Regions from separate parts of the Homo sapiens genome. Here regions 1 and 2 are each linked to region 3. A link is a contact called in ENCODE Hi-C or POLR2A ChIA-PET data. All regions are on one chromosome and are shown on one strand. The core of a region is the stretch at or near the end of the contact, and the rest is flanking DNA. Distances in the headings are between cores, read along the strand shown.

The links. A loop is a pair of places that touch in the nucleus more often than their neighbours do. ChIA-PET counts read pairs that join two places held with the same protein, here RNA polymerase II (POLR2A). Pooled maps may share reads with other maps.
Region 1: a pooled map shows a loop between it and region 3 (2.0-fold over the local background). The contact joins two enhancer-like sites. A Hi-C loop is called at or near these places in 2 of 168 maps with a recorded cell type or tissue (GM12878 and posterior vena cava), 22 of 37 single-sample maps with no recorded cell type and 9 of 50 pooled maps. POLR2A ChIA-PET finds 5 or more read pairs at or near these places in 2 of 52 experiments (AG04449 and PC-9).
Region 2: a loop to region 3 is called in a map of head of caudate nucleus, with 2.6 times the contacts of the local background. The contact joins two enhancer-like sites. A Hi-C loop is called at or near these places in 1 of 168 maps with a recorded cell type or tissue (head of caudate nucleus). POLR2A ChIA-PET finds 5 or more read pairs at or near these places in 4 of 52 experiments (A673, BJ, OCI-LY7 and 1 more).

What each region holds. Positions count from the first base shown.
Region 1 is chr3:125,139,896-125,143,261 of GRCh38, reverse strand. The region is part of intron 5 of SLC12A8 (solute carrier family 12 member 8); the gene reads left to right. Among named protein-coding and RNA genes, the nearest start is that of MIR5092, 10 kb to the left of the region's middle. RefSeq lists enhancers at 1-101, 672-901, 912-1,001, 615-1,438 and a silencer at 1,452-1,681. Within about 2 kb of position 1,286, at least 26 of the 41 ENCODE cell types and tissues checked have a DNase peak (open chromatin) inside an H3K27ac peak, as active enhancers do.
Region 2 is chr3:125,235,098-125,238,041 of GRCh38, reverse strand. The region is part of intron 7 of ZNF148 (zinc finger protein 148); the gene reads left to right. Among named protein-coding and RNA genes, the nearest start is that of SLC12A8, 24 kb to the right of the region's middle. Within about 2 kb of position 1,306, at least 2 of the 41 ENCODE cell types and tissues checked have a DNase peak (open chromatin) inside an H3K27ac peak, as active enhancers do.
Region 3 is chr3:125,184,714-125,188,039 of GRCh38, reverse strand. It overlaps SLC12A8 (solute carrier family 12 member 8), which reads left to right. Exons shown (of 14, transcript NM_024628.6): 4 at 612-803. Among named protein-coding and RNA genes, the nearest start is that of SLC12A8, 26 kb to the left of the region's middle. Within about 2 kb of position 1,724, at least 3 of the 41 ENCODE cell types and tissues checked have a DNase peak (open chromatin) inside an H3K27ac peak, as active enhancers do.

The sequences.
Region 1 (3,366 bases), core at 37-2,536, 44 kb after region 3:
ACCAATAGTTGTACCAGGATTGTTATGACCCAGTTCAATGGGAGAGCCCAACAGATTGGGACTTGATACTATCTGGACTCCAAACTGTACTCTCAATTAGGGTTACTGTTCCCCTTTTGACTCTGCGTGTCTTTTGAACAGTTGGCTTCAGCTCTGCACTTCAGTTTCCTCAGTTGTTAAAACAGGCCAATGAATTAGACCATGAAGGTTTCCTCATCTCTCTGCCCTTCCATGTAATCTCTCATTATCGGCCAGTAAGGTTTTATTAACATATGGAACTGTGGTAGTGAGCTTGTTTCACGGTTCTGGAGCACATCCTGTATCAACAATCACAGAGTCAGGGAAGGGAGGAGGGCATGTTATGGAAGCTGGTTTGGGATTTTACCTCTGCCATTGGAAACCAACTGTGTATTTGGACAGTGTGTCCTGAGAGGCCTGAGAGTGGGCTTCTGGCTGGGAAGACTTCAGAATTAGAAGGGTTCTGAAAAATCATCTCGTACTGTGCTACTGAGAGTTCGATCTGCAGGCAGGAGCGTGGCATCTCCGGGGAGCTCATTAGGAAGGCTGGGTCTCTGGCCCATGCCGGTCTCGCTGACTCAAAATTTGCGTTTCAAAGCTCCGAGGGAAAAGGGCTTGTTTACAGTCCCACAGTGAGTCCTCGCATAACCAGGGCCCGAACCCTGGTTCCTGATTCCTGATTTTGCCACTGTTCTTGCCTTCCTCCACCCAGAGATCTTCAGGGTCCTTGTGCCTGGAAGGGGGCCCTGTGCTTCACGCCGAGGGAGGATAAGCATGGCAGGGACTTCTCCCAAATCTATCCTCCTTGAGTTCAGTTTTGACTGGGCTCCTCCCTGATAACCTGTAACTGCTTCACCCTTTGCAGCTCCCAGAAGAAAAACCCCATCCCCAGCCCAGGGAGGCCAGGCCTGCTGTGTTTAATTGCCCATCTCTGTGCCTCTTAGCCCATCTGGGGCTGGGCAGTATCTGAGTGAGTGTCCGGGCGAGGATGGGGCTGCTTGGGAAGGAACTCTTGTGGGTGACAAGTGGCAGGATGGGGCCCGTGGACACTCCCCTTCCTCCCCTTTCCGCGGACCCCCTGGGTCAGGCAGTTTCGGATTGGCTGCAGATCCCCGTCTCCGTGAGGCCGCGTCTGGCGAGGTACAGGTGCTGAGAGGCGCTGGGCTGTCCAGAGGCGGCGCGCGAGGCCGGGTGCGAGGTCTTGCGTGCGCGCCGCGCCCACTTCCTTTGCTGAGGAGCCTCGCGCAGTCTCCGGGGCCTACCACTTCCCCCGACGCCCTTCGGGCGTCGTCGTGCGGGTCCCTTCCCAGAAGCGGCCTCTCCTTTCCCTTTCCTCGCAGAGCCGCTCTTCCTGCGCCCTCCGAGCCCCACCCTCCTAGCTCCGTCCGGAGCCCTTCCTCCGCGCTGGCTATTCTCGGTTGCGCCAGCCTCTCCCATTGTCCATTCGCAGGAAAGGGCTGTCTGGCTGGTCGTCGGTCGCTGGTCCAGGGGTGGGGGACCCAGAAGAGAGCGCCGCCGGAAGCCCCCGCCGCGGCAGCAGCCCGCAGCCCGCAGCCCGCAGCCCGCAGCCTGCAGCCCCAGCATCATTTTTAGAAATCTCGCTTTCTAAGTTAGTCAACAGTGCAACCCGACGCCCACAGGGAGGGGTATGACTTCCCGACTCCCTCTTCTAATTTCAGCAGCCCCCAGCGGCGTAGGGGGAGGGGATGTCGGGGGCACCGCAGGTGCCACCCAGAGCCCCTAGCAGCCGCCTACCCAGGGCAAGGGTCCCATGCCCGGCTGCTGGGCACCCCAAGCAGCCCTGCTGGAGCAGTTCTCAGTCCCACTAGTGACCCCCGCTGCCTGCCTTTGGCTAAGGGGAGGAGGGTAGGCTCCCACGAGCACCCCTTGGGAGCAGATGGTGGGCCCTGAAGAGCCACAGCCCACTGGCCGCATCACAAGAAGCCTGAATTACCCGAATTCCGGGTGGAAAGATCAAGCCTTTCTGCAGACAGAGCTTCAAGGACTTTCCCTCTGCCTGTTCCTGCCTGGGTCTTGTTGTCATTTGTTCTCTGTCTTACCCGCACCCCACCCCACCCCCCTTTTTGTTTTTGTTCTTCCTAAAAGCATACAGCTCAAACTGGACCAAAGTATTTTTATTCCGTGGATAGAGAAACAGATGTTCAGGTCAAACCCAGATCCATTCACACGCAGCAGCTGCAGGCCCCATGCATCCCAGGCCTTCGAGAGTTGAAAGATGTCAGATGACAGGACCCCAGACCACAAGACTCAGTTTCACCAGCAGAGGAATTGAAAGCCCAACAGAGAGGCAAAGAGACTCTTCTGAGGTCAAAAAACAAGTGTTGGAAATCCCTGGGGAGGCTAGACGTGGTGGCTCACGCCTGTAATCCCAGTGCTTTGGGAGGCCAAGGTGGGAGGGTTGCTCGAGGCTGGGAGTTTGAGGTTGCAGTGAGCTACGATAGTGCCACTGCACTCCAGCCTCGGTGATAGAGCGAGACCCTGCCTCTTTAAGAAAAAAAAGGAAAGAAAGAAAAGAAAAAAAAAAAGGAAATTCCTGGGGAATGACTTTGGGATGGATTACAGAGGGTCAGTGTGGTAGATGGAGGCCTGAATTCACTCAGATGTGGGGTCCAGGACAGGCTGTGTCCTCCCAGCTGTGTAAGCTCCAGCCAGTTGCATACCGGTAGGCACATGGTGTTCCACAGGATAGGACTCCTGTCTGCCCTACACAAATGGGGCCGGGGGAGATGCCATGATCTCTGTGGGCATGTTTCCTGGGGCTGAAAGGCAACCTGTGCTGTAAGGGGGTGCAGTGCCAGGGCCTGGGAACCCACCTCCTGGAGAGAGGCCTGGCTTCTGCCACCGGGAGAGGCAGTGGGTGAAATACAGGCAGATCTGGCTATGTAACCCTCGGACAAGCTTTTTCACGTTCCGGAGCCTCAGTGTCCTCAGTTAGTCATCGTACAAGTATGACATTGTAAGGTCTTGTTGTTCAGTGGCTGGCACGTAGGAAGGGTTCAGTCACTGGTCGCTCAGCATTATTTTCAGAAGTGAGGTTGCCCTGTGGTGTCCTTGGAGTGACCTGCACAATCTCTGTGCACACAGTCTTGGCCATTGCTTGGCAAGGACTGTGGCATGAAGACATTATTGGCTATGTCACTCTCAGGGCTGCTGTCCACTCTGAGGCAGGGCATGGTGGCAGTCAGGCCTTGGGAAGTTGTAGGTGCCTCCTGGCGGGACAATCTCACGTGCAGATGTAGCTGCTAGAGTAGAGGTCTCGAACCTTAAGGTCCATGCTCTCCAGAGAGGCTTCAGAAATCTGCCCTTCCCCAAAATGGTATGCAAAAT
Region 2 (2,944 bases), core at 57-2,556, 50 kb before region 3:
GACTATTCTTTCCCCATTACCTTGGCACCTTTTTAGAAAATCAGTTGACCATAAATGTAAGGATTTACTTTTGGACTCTGAATTTTATTCCTTGATATGTATGTCTTGTCCTTAAGCTATTATCACAATATCTTGGTTATTGTGGTTTTGTAGTAAATTTTGAAATCTGGAAGTATAAGTCCTCCTGCTTCATTCTTCTTTTTCAAGATAGTTTTGGCTCTTTTAGATGCGAATTTTAAGATTAGTTCGTCAATTTCTGTTTTAAATCTGTAGATCAGTTTGAGGAGTTTTGCCATCTTAATGTTAAGTCTTCCAATCCACAAATATATAGAATTAATTGAATTGTAATCAACTTACTGATTTTTCTCTTTCATTATCACTTTTGATAAATAACTGTAACTTCTGACGTTAATGAGCTCTATCATCTACATTCTTTTTTAAATTTAGTTTAATTTTTTTTGAGATGGGGTCTCACTCTGTCACCCAGGTTGGAGAACAGTGGCTCGATCTTGGCTCTCTACAACCTTCACCTCCCAGGCTTGAACGATCCTTCCACCTCAGCCTCCCGAGTAGCTGGAACCATAAGTGCACACCATCACACATGGCTAAATTTTTGTATTTTTAGTAGAAACAGGTTTCCCCATGTTGCCCAAGCTGGTCTTGAACTCCTGAGCTCAAGCAGTTCACCCACCACAGCCTCCCAAAGTGCTGGGATTACAGGCATGAGCCACTGCACCCAGCTTTACCAGCTCTATTTCAAAATTTGCACGTATTCTTTCTTCCCCTGTCCAACAACATTGCCTGTAATCTCCTTCCCTTCCCATCTTGGTTCCTCTGGATTTTGTTCTTTTGATTGTGCACCATTTCGGCGGTATTCAGTATTGATAATCAGTTTCTCTTCACTGGCTCCTCTGCCTTCAGTCAATTCAGTCTCCCTGTCCTAAACAGTGCTTATTCTGGAATGGATTGCCTCTTAACTATTATTTCCCATCTCCATCTTCTCATTTCTTTCACTTCCAAACTTCCTTTATAAGTGACTTTCTCTCCCAGCTTCCATTGCTTCATTAGTTAATGCATTCATTACCCCTTGACCAAGTGCCTTAACTTTTCGGCCTTCAATATTTCCTTTCTGTAAAATGAGTGAATTGGTCTGGATTCATTGTAGTAAGCTGTCTTTCTAGTCTGAATCTTTGGAACCCTTACTTGGAGCCCCATTGTATACAAGTGAGCTATTCTGTACTAATTTTGAGTGGCAAGCTTTGAGCCTGTTGCCACATCAGCAGCCGTCCGTGTGGGCCTCTCGAGCTTGAAAGAGCACAGCTCAAAAGCCACGGGAAACGCTTCAGCTCTAAAATTTGGTAGCTCTGCAGTAATTACTGAAGTTACATTCCTGAAAGTTTTAAACAATTTACTTGTGGCCAAATTAAATTCTCTTCTTAGACACCATTTCTCCTGCACATTTTATAGTATCTAAACACTTAGAGTACTGTTATTTCCCTCCCCACCCCCAACATTTTTTTCCCCTTGGCTTTAATCTCTCTGCTACTCAGCTTAAATTTCAACACTTCTAAGAAACCATTCCAAATCATACTAGCTCATAGTAACATTTTCCCCTTAATAATCCACTGTAATGGTCACTATTTATGCCTTTCATTTGGCACTTAAAATTATCACAAGGGGCAAGGCGCAGTGGCTCATGCCTGTAACCCCAACACTCTGTGAGGGCAAGGCAGGAGGAGGATTGCTTGAGCCTGGAGTTCAAGACAGGCCTTGGGCAACATAGTGAGATCCCATCTGTACAAGAAAAAAATTTTTTTTTAATTGTGTAAGGTACTTTGAACTACATCAGTATAATTTAGGCCTGGATTCTGACCTAAAGAAATATAATCTAGTAGAAGAATAGAGATATGCAAAATAATTAAATATAATTATTTCTTTTTTTTTAATACTTTAAGTTTTAGGATACATGTGCACAATGTGCAGGTTTGTTACATATGTATACATGTGCCATGTTGGTGTGCTGCACCCATTAACTCGTCATTTACATTAGATATATCTCCTAATGCTATCCCTCCCCCCTCCCCCCACCCCACAACAGTCCCCGGTTTATGATGTTCCCCTTCCTCTGTCCAGGTGTTCTCATTGTTCAATTCCCACCTATGAGTGAGAACATGCAGTGTTTGGTTTTTTGTCCTTGTGATAGTTTGCTGAGAATGATGGTTTCCAGCTTCATCCATGTCCCTACAAAGGACATGAACTCATCCTTTTTTATGGCTGCATAGTATTCCATGGTGTATATGTGCCACATTTTCTTAATCCAGTCTATCGTTGTTGGACATTTGGGTTGGTTCCAAGTCTTTGCTATTGTGAATAGTGCAGCAGTAAACAACTCAGTAATTTGAAATTTAAAAAAAGTTTAACTCAATGATTATTGAGTTGAAAGTACTGAGTGCCATAGAAGAGGTACAGATAGAATTCTGTGGAAACTTAAAGATACCTTTCACCTGGGAGAAAAGGACAGAGTATCCCAAAGGAGATGGGTTGGGTCTCAAAGGGAATATAGTATTTGAACACCCAAAGGTGGACATTCCCAATCGAAGGAGCAGCGTGAATCAGGGCAAAAGTAGGAAAGCATGAGATGGTAGGTATTTCGGTTTGTCTGAAAGGGTTACCAAGAGAAAGAGTGAAATATAAAGATGTAAAAGTAAATCAGAATAGACATAGTGTTGTTAGTTGTCTTTTTAAAATGTGTGTATCTTGTTTTCCCAATTATGTTATAAACTTTGAAGACAAGTAGTATGTCTTATACTTTTAACCTCCTACAACAAGGGGTTTGGATATAGTAGTAGTATTTGGTAAAAATTTTGTTAAATGTATGAAAGGGAGAAACAGTAGTTTCCCCAACAAGCATTATTCAAGGTAACTTCTTGTCATACCCTTCTGT
Region 3 (3,326 bases), core at 475-2,974:
GGAAGGGATCCAAATCCAAACATCTAAACCATATCATCCTCCCCTGGAGCTCACAGCCTAGAGGTCAAAACTGGCTTGGAAACAGACTCAATATGACAAGTCCTGTGAAAAGTACTAAGCCCTGGCACTGGAGGAGCCCAGAGAAAGGGTTACAGGGCCAGCTTCCTGGTGAGAAATCCTAAACGTTGAGGCCTAAAGGATATGCTGGAGTTAACCTGACAAAGGTACAGAATGAGCAGGAGAGGCCTTCCAGGCAGGGGAATCAGCATGAGGAGGGGTGGGGGTGGGGAGAGAACTTGTCGCTGCACGTCAGGCACAAAGTGAGATTAGGAGGCACCTCGTGAGGGCATCAGCAGCTCTGACTGTACCCTATAGGTGGGAGAGTCATTGAAGAATTTGCAGCCAGGACGCTTCCTTTCACTTAGAACTTCTTCCTGGCCTTGGCTGTTGTGGTGCTTGCTTTGTCCTTTTTAGTTGTCCTGACTCTGTGCCCCCACCCCTGGCCCCTATTCCAGTGCTGTGGGAGGAGGGGAGGTGGTCAATGCCCCCAGCAGGGAGCTGGCGGGGCCTCCTCACCTAATCCAACCTTGCTCCTTGCTATTCTGCTGCAGGGAAACACAGGAGTGCTCCTGGGCATGTTCCTGGTGTCCTTCGTCATCCTGGTGGCCCTCGTCACGGTGCTGTCTGGCATTGGCGTCGGGGAGCGCAGCAGCATCGGCAGCGGTGGCGTCTACTCCATGATCTCCTCGGTCCTGGGTGGGCAGACGGGAGGCACCATCGGGCTGCTCTATGTGTTTGGACAGGTGAGGCCTGCGCCCGGGATGCTTCCCCTGCCTGGCCCTCTGCCACTTTCTTCTTGTCCATTTCCTCACTTGACCTGGGGAGAAGCGAGGGTGGGGACAATTGCCGCATGTGACAGACGAGCAGGTTGGGGCTCTGAAGGGAATTCAGCAGAGAGTCAAGTCACTATCCAGGGCCTGACCTCTTAGTCCAGCACTCCTTTCCCTCTGCCACTCCCGCCTCCTGGATGCCTGATGTGACCAGCAGGGCAGGGCCTGGCCAGCACATTCTTGCTGTTCAATCTGGGGACCAGATTGCATGACAGTGGCTGAAGCCCAGGTGGCAGCCAGGTGGCAGCCAGGTGGCCTGGGCCCTGGGACGCTTTTTTACTGAAGATGGGTATTTTGCCTGTGCCAAAGGGCTTTCCTAGAAGCAGGCACTTCTCAAATGAGCAGGAGCTCCCGGGAGCATTTGATAGCTCGGGTGGCCTTCACAGGGAGGCTGACAGCCTCTTGTGTGGACGCCCTGTCTGAGAGGGAGAATGTTAATGAGGAGTGTGCTTCATCAGAATGGACGGAGGCACTCCGAAAACGAGCGAGTAGGGGGAAATCCTAAGGCTTTTTTAGCTAAAACACAGGCATGGTGACTTAATGCTGAGGGAACAAAGTACAGACATTAAGAAGCAGTTCTTTGTCAGCATTTCTTGGATTGAAAAAGGCTTTTATGAGAGTGCAAATGGTGGTGGGTGGTTGAAAAAACAGTTTAAAGAGAAGAATTTGTCTAAGTTAGAGTGTGCAAGAATCTCCCCAGAGAAAGCATCGGTTTTGTTTCTTTTATTTTTAGGCAGCAGGAGCAGGGTGTTTCAGCATAAATATATCTGATTCTCGAACAGCACAGAGCTGCGTGTGTGCATGTGTGGGCGGTGGGGGTGCCTGTGTGTGTCTAAGACAGTGCAGGAAAGGCAAACAGATGGCCTCTGCACTCTTAAAAAGCACTTGCCTTGACTGCAGAAAGTTATTTAAGTATAGTAGTTGGAGAGGGGAGTAATAAATGGTCAGTTTACTTTATTACCCTGGGGACTTGGTATATAAATTTTTTTTTTTTTTTTACTTCTCTGCTATTTTATAGCCAACCAGGCTGCAAGGTAGGCAAAATCCTGCTTTCCCCCTCTCGGTACAGACACCAAGTGAGCCTCTAGAGGCAGATGCCATGGATGGGCACTGGTGTGAACACCCCTGGACAAAGACAGGCATCTGTGCTGCTGAGAGTCCCACTTACATGGGCTGATTTGGAAAAAAGATGTTCACAGATAAGATGTTTTCTAAGTGCTGGCAGCCACGGCCTGAGACGCCACTGCACCAGCATCCCAGCTATTTTCCTGCCTTTCCACTTGGGCCCTGGTCCCAAACATTAGAGTCCCCCTGGTCACTGTCTCTGGAGTGCCTGTGCTTTGTTTGTCGCTGGCGCGGGCCAGGAGTCCCTGATCAGGGTGTGGTTAGTGTGTAATCCTTTTTATAAATTGCTGAATTTGGTTTGTTAACATTTTGTGGAGGATTTTTGTGTATATATTCATGAGGGATATTGGTCTGTAGTTTCCTTGTGATTCTTTGTCTGGTTTTGGTGTCAGGCTAATTCTGGCCTCGTAGACTGAGTTGGAAGGTGTTCCCTCCTTCTCTATTTTTTGGAGGAGTTTGTGAAGGGTTGGTGTTAATTCTTTAAACATATGGTAGAATTTTGCCATGAAGCCATCTGGTCCTGGGTTTTTTTTGATAGAAAGTTTTTTGGTTACTAATGGAATCTCTTTACTTATATAGGCATATTCTGATTTTCTACTTCTTCTTGATTTAGTTTTGATAGTTTATATCTTCCTAGGAATTTGTCCATTTCTTTTTTTTTTTTTAATCTGGGAATTTTGTTTTGTTTTTTGTTTTTTGTTTTTGAGACGCCGTTTTGCTCTTGTTTCCCAGGCTGGTGTGCAATGGCGTGATCTCGGCTCACCACAATCTCCACCTCCTGGGTTCAAGCAATTCTCCTGCCTCAGCCTCCCGAGTAGCTGGGGTTACAGGCATGCGCCACCACACCCGGCTAACTTTGTATTTTTAGTAGAGATGGGGTTTCTCCATGTTGGTCAGGCTAGTTTTGAACTCCCGACCTGAGGTGATCCGCCCGCCTCGGCCTCCCAAAGTGCTGGGATTACAGGCGTAAGCCACTGTGCTCGGCCATGAATTTGTCCACTTCACGTAGGTTATCTAATGCATCGGCATATTAATTGTCTATAGATTTTCTTATAGTCCTTTTTATTTGTGTAAGTTTGGTGGTAATGTCTCCCCTTTCATTCCTAATTTAAATAATGTCTTCTCTTTCTTTTTTCTTGATCAGCTTAGATAAAGGTGTGTTTACAAAGAACTAATTATTGGTTTTGGTGATTTTCTCTATTGTTTTTCTGATCCCTAATTCATTTCTGCTCTGACCTTTATTGATTCCTTCTTCTGCTTGCTTGGGTTCACTTTGCTCATCTTTCCCTAGTTTCTTAAGGTGACAGGTTG